2 separate regions of the Homo sapiens genome follow, and region 1 is linked to region 2. Evidence: chromatin contacts called from ENCODE Hi-C or POLR2A ChIA-PET data. All regions are on one chromosome and are shown on one strand. Each heading gives the region's core, a stretch centred on a gene start or an enhancer-like site at or near the end of the contact. The rest is flanking DNA. Distances are from core to core; before and after follow the strand shown.

Region 1 (2,700 bases), core at 175-2,674, 670 kb after region 2:
GGTAGCTTATGTTTGGGACATATATAAAATACAAGGTAAAGGCTCTTTGATTTGGGGAGGGATGATGGGAGGGGAAATAAAGGCATAAACATGAAGTAACAAGGGAAGTCAAAAATTCAGGTAGATAAGGCGAGAGCTGACGCTGTTGCAATCCATTCTTCATTCCCCATACGTGAGTTGCCTGAGGTTTCTGAGGTCACAGAAGCTGTGATGAACATGATTCAGTAGGAAGCAAGCAGGAATAGGAGCCAGAATCCTGAGTTCTCCTCTCAGCTCTGATGCTGACACTGTGATCTTATTATGTAAGATTAAATAAAAATCGTGTTTTAGACACGTAGGCAGAGAAAAAGTCACCATGCTGAAATTGGCCAAGGGACTGAACAGAACCTGTTGCGTAGGATCTTTTCATGATTCTAAGTTCTACAGGAGTTAGACACAATATCTGAACGGTCTCAGGTCTCTATCTTTAAGATACTAGAACTCAGGATTGAACTGGAATTTGAAGCAGAATACTCTGTTTGCTGAGTGCTGAGTTCTGCCAAGAGATAAATTTTTCTCCAGCCTCTGCAGACAGAGGCACCCTGAGCTCCTGGGATCTGGGGCAGCAGCCTCAGGGCTGTCCTGGATTTGAACGGCAAGTACAGAATTGCACCCATCCTCTCAGTAAACCTGAGCAGTAGACATCCCCATGCCCACTTTAGAAAGAGGGAGGTTAAAGCTCCCATGTGTTAATCAGTTCTCATGGTTAGAAACTTCTGGAGCTGGCATTTGAGAGATCTGTTGGACTCTGAAGCACATCTGTCTTCTCATTTAAGCCCTGTTCTAGGCATTTGCCCATACAGGGTGTGAGACTGGGCTTGTCAGTAACGTCCCTGCACTTGTAGAAACAGGACAGAAGAGGCTGCTGGCATGGGCCACCACACAGGCAATGGGCTAAGAAAGAACAGTCAGGATGCAAGAGAGAAATTTCTCCGAGTTCATAACCAGCCGATTGTGCAGGTGCAAACTTTGTGATCTGTGCACACCAAAGATCATTTCCGTATTTGCCTTGTAGCTGCCACTGTTGTTGTTTGCTAGGGAAAGGTGATAGTCCCTTGAAAACCTGTTCTGTTGCCCTGAGGCCACTTGATATCCAAAGTTTTCTTCATCCCTCAACCACAGCAAGCACTGACCCTCACAGTGACAGAGTGTGGGCAATGCACTCTGCACTCCTGAGTTACACAAATAAGGATTGATTTGATCGTTTCAAAACAAGGAGGTCACTGCAAAATTCAACAAATGCTCAGTAATGCCATTTTCTTCGCTGAGAGCTCCTCCTCTGCCAGCAGTACATGTCCCTCTCTAAGAAAAGGACTCTCAGAAGTGGGCAGATCGTAAGAGCTATGACTGATGATGAAGCAAAGATGAAAATCGTCTTCATGACTTGCATGTGCAGCAGAGGAAACCACAAGTTATTCCCTGCAAGCCGGAAGCGGGCGGATGTTTTCATGGCCAAAGCCAGCAGTCCCCATTTCTGTCTGTCATATTTTAGGGTAACTTGATGGAAGAGAGGGAGCAGGTGGCAGGGACAGCAAAGCACAGGCACCTTCTAGAAACAGTGAAGGGCTCAAGACATCCTGAGAATGCCAACTGGGTGCATGTGTCTGCTTTTGACCCACCCCAGATCTTTCTGTTTCTGAGTCCTGTACACCTGCAACAAGGGTAGGAGGGTAGTTTTTTAAATCGTTTTCCCTGTTTTACAAAGAAGAAATTACAATTACAATCTGGATCCCATGGGGCTGTGACATACATCACCCACCTTTGTGCCAGGACTGGGGCTAAGCTCCTTGCAGATACAATTTTTAATCCTGACAATCTTCCAGCACATTTGCTATCCTCAACCCCAGTTTTACAAATGACAAACTGAAGCAGAGGGAGGTGATGAAGCAGCTGCATCATATTTGAACACAATTCTCCCAGTTAAAGGTGCATTTCCATGCATTTGCTCTTGAGAGCTCCTCACCAACTCGCGAATTTAGGAAGATGAGAATTTCTCCTTCAGATACGTAGTGTGTTGGCCCACATCACAGAGCTAGTAGGGAGCTGGGTTCTGGAACCCAGGCCTTTGAGCTTCGGTGCATTTAATTTGTTGCTGAGATCTGAATATTTCCTTGTGACTGATCATGAAAACGTGATGAAATGGAAAAGAGTTACTAAAAGGAATGGTGGACGTGGGACTGGAAACAAAACAACGTGCCTCTAAGTTAGCCATTGGGGTAAAAGTGGAGCGAGGTCAGAGGCTCGTCAGGACTGTACTGGGCACGGCCCTGGCCTCCTCACTCACTGCCCACAGCAGCCCTCCCAGGGGACTGCACTGGTGGAGGAGGGGCAGACCCAGTCTGCCCTCGGATGGGACGCAGGGATTCAAAGTCCATTTTTCCATCTGAAACACTGACTGCATCACACGTTACCTTTAACTGGAAAAAGACAACATGCACTTTGCAATGTTCTGCGTTAAGATGAATACATGATGAACAGTGACAGCTTAACTGTCTGGTTGACCTTGAAGAAAAAAAGACAACCATTCTGTTTTAATGTAGTCAAATAAACATCAAGTGGCTTGCAAGTAAAAAGCAGGAAAAGGCAGCACTTTGTGAAAAAGGAGGTTTGGGATTTGTAAACGTTTTAACGAGTCATCTGGGAAAACCCGAGGTGTGTCTC
Region 2 (2,700 bases), core at 148-2,647:
TATACATTATGTATAACATTATTATATATTATTAAACATTATTATACATTATTAACTGTAGTCGCTCCATAGTATCACTCATCCCTGGATTTTATTCCTTCTATCTCAAACTGTTTTTTACCCATTAACCATCCTTCTTTACACCCCTGCTTCCTTCTACTTTTCCCAGCCTCTGGTAACCATCATTCTGTTCTCTGTCTCCACGAGATCAATCCTAACTCTGTCTTCATGAGATCAATTTTTTATTTAAGCTTAAATGTATGAGTAAGAGATTGCAGTATTTGTCTTTCTGTGCCTGGCTTATTTCACCTAATTTCTGCCTGTTCCATCCATGTTGCTCAGAATGACAGGATTCATTCTTTTTTATTGGCTGAATAATATTCCATTGTGTATCAAGATGTGGAATCAGTCTAAGTGGCCATCAGTGGGTGCGTGGATAAAATGTGGCGTATATACGCAATGGAATATTTTTAAGCCATTAGAAAACCTGCTTTTTAAAATCCCAAGTCTTCTGAGTCCTGGCCTGCCTCTCAGACCTGGGTTTTGGGTGAGCCATCGTGGGCCTGCAGGACGTACTGCAGTGACTGTGGATGCATAAATCAACCTTTCATTTCTGTGTGCTCATCTGTGCAGTAGAAATGGTGTTTGCCCTCCTGTCTCCCTGGTAGAAAGGACTTGGAAAAGTCTGAGACTAACGGGGCAGAGGAGCTGTTTGACTGCTTTTCAGGGATGAGACGCGCATGCCTTTGACTCCATGGGTGTGTGGCCAGGTAGGGAAACGGGGTCTGCACCTGAACACATCTATTCACAGATGGCTCTGCACTGAAGAGGCTCAGCCCCCTCCCCGGCCTGGTCTCTGCGTCATACCCACAGGCTGGGCTTCTCTCTGAGTGTCAGGGCGATGGCATCTGGGGTGGGCAATTCTTGGTGGGCGGTCCTTTGACTCTCAGGATGCGGAGCAGCACCCCTGTGTCCACCTACCCCATAGTCATGACAGTCAAAGATGTCCTTACAGTATCTCCAACATCGGCGAACGTCCTATGGGGGGAAAATCACTCTTTTGGGGGACCGCTGTTCTAGACCTATTTGGGCTCAAATTGAGGGGATATTATGTTTTATTTTTTTAAGGATGACTCAGTAATTTATCCAACAGATTTTTTTCACCTATACTCTAGTTTCTAACCTAGAGCTCTCTGGGTTACCAACAGACCAGGACAGTTAAACAGGTTACTATTAATTAAAGGGGTTTGTTTTTTCCTTCAGTAGTGCATGTGTGAAGAAAGTATTAACCTGGGAACAGTGGCGTTTCTGCTGAAAGCCTGGCCTTCATCGAGGGACCTCTGCTGTCTGGCCGCTGCTTGAGCTCCTATAAACCTGGGCCAAGCCTACGTGTGAAGCATGCCAAGCCTTGGGCTGCATTCCAGGGAGACTCGGGGAGGGTTTGCCAGTTAACCCATTCCTTTCTACCTGGTGAACCAATTGTTGCTTCTTTCTTTTTTCTCTTAAGCTAAGGTTTTTCCTTAGAAGCCTACAAATGGCTTTAGCTTCTTGGAGATGATGATACTAAGTATATCAGATGCTTTGACCCAAAGGCCATGCCCAGGGTAAACTACCCTGGCTCTGGTGGGTCCAAACCAAGCTGGGGCGAGTCAGTTGGTTAATCCAGGGCTGCCACTGTGTCTGCAGGAAACAGTCGGCTCCTTGCATTTGGTTTCATTCATGAATTTCATATCCTGTTGTTGAATATTCTTCTGCAGATTTCAGAAATTGTTCATATTATTATAGCTCTTCAAATATGACTCACTTAAGATTCTTGCCGAGCACCGTGGCTCATACTTGTAGTCCCAGTACTTTGGGAGGCTGAGGCGGATGGATCCTTTGAGGTCAGGAGTTAAAGACCAGCGCGGCCAACATGACGAAACTCCGTCTCTACTAAGAACACAACAGGTAGCTGGGCGTGGTGTAATCCTTGGAAGGCTGAGGCTTGAACTCAGGAGGTGGAGGTTGCAGTGAACCTAGATTGCGCCACTGCATTCCAGCCTGGGTGACAGAGCGAGACTGTGTCAAAAAAGAAAAAGAAAAAAGTCTTTTATCTTAATTTTTTGTTTGTTTTAAAGTTTGGTTCTGCTCTAGACAGCTGTTTGTAAACAATATCAGAGCTGTCTTTGTCATAGTCCACACCCTAAAGAAAGGCTAGGAATAATTCTGATCATTTTATCGCTAGTTTTTTCCATGATTAAAAATAACACATTCAAAAGGTGTCAGATAAGTGATGCCTTTTTATGTTGAAAGGATAAAGGGTGTTGGTACAGCATCAGCATCCAGCCTCTGGTCTTCCCAGATGTGCTGCCATGGAGCCTGTGCCACCTGACCCCCGCCACCGGCCCCCAAGCTTAGCTCAGGTGCCCGAGGGTCTCCATCTCCCCATGGCCCCCGGTCAGCAGCCCTGTCCCTGCACCCAGACTGGCCAACCCTTCTGAGCTTGAAATATCAGCATGTGATCTTAGCTTCCCTTGTTTCAGCCCTGAGCATTACAGCTTGACTTACTATACCAATAAACAAACCATTAACTTATCAATGAATTGATTGGCATCATGCTTCCCTTCTTTAGTTGGTCTCGTGGAGGTAGAGAGGAGGATGTAGATAGCAGAGGCTGGGAAGGGGGTGTGGACAGGAGGGGATGCAGAGAGGTGGATGGGT

Evidence for each region. Hi-C counts contacts between places; a loop is a spot of excess contacts on that map. ChIA-PET counts read pairs that join two places held with the same protein, here RNA polymerase II (POLR2A). Pooled maps may share reads with other maps.
Region 1: a map of HCT116 shows a loop between it and region 2 (5-fold over the local background). The contact joins two enhancer-like sites. A Hi-C loop is called at or near these places in 1 of 168 maps with a recorded cell type or tissue (HCT116) and 6 of 50 pooled maps. POLR2A ChIA-PET finds 5 or more read pairs at or near these places in 1 of 52 experiments (activated CD8-positive, alpha-beta T cell).

The regions. Positions count from the first base shown.
Region 1 is chr10:3,763,852-3,766,551 of GRCh38, forward strand. All of the region lies in intron 2 of LOC105376363 (a long non-coding RNA gene), which reads left to right. Among named protein-coding and RNA genes, the nearest start is that of KLF6, 20 kb to the right of the region's middle. RefSeq lists an enhancer at 1,971-2,700. Within about 2 kb of position 1,425, at least 6 of the 41 ENCODE cell types and tissues checked have a DNase peak (open chromatin) inside an H3K27ac peak, as active enhancers do.
Region 2 is chr10:3,089,719-3,092,418 of GRCh38, forward strand. The region is part of intron 2 of PFKP (phosphofructokinase, platelet); the gene reads left to right. Among named protein-coding and RNA genes, the nearest start is that of PFKP, 24 kb to the left of the region's middle. RefSeq lists enhancers at 953-2,152, 1,633-1,832, 2,687-2,700. Within about 2 kb of position 1,398, at least 20 of the 41 ENCODE cell types and tissues checked have a DNase peak (open chromatin) inside an H3K27ac peak, as active enhancers do.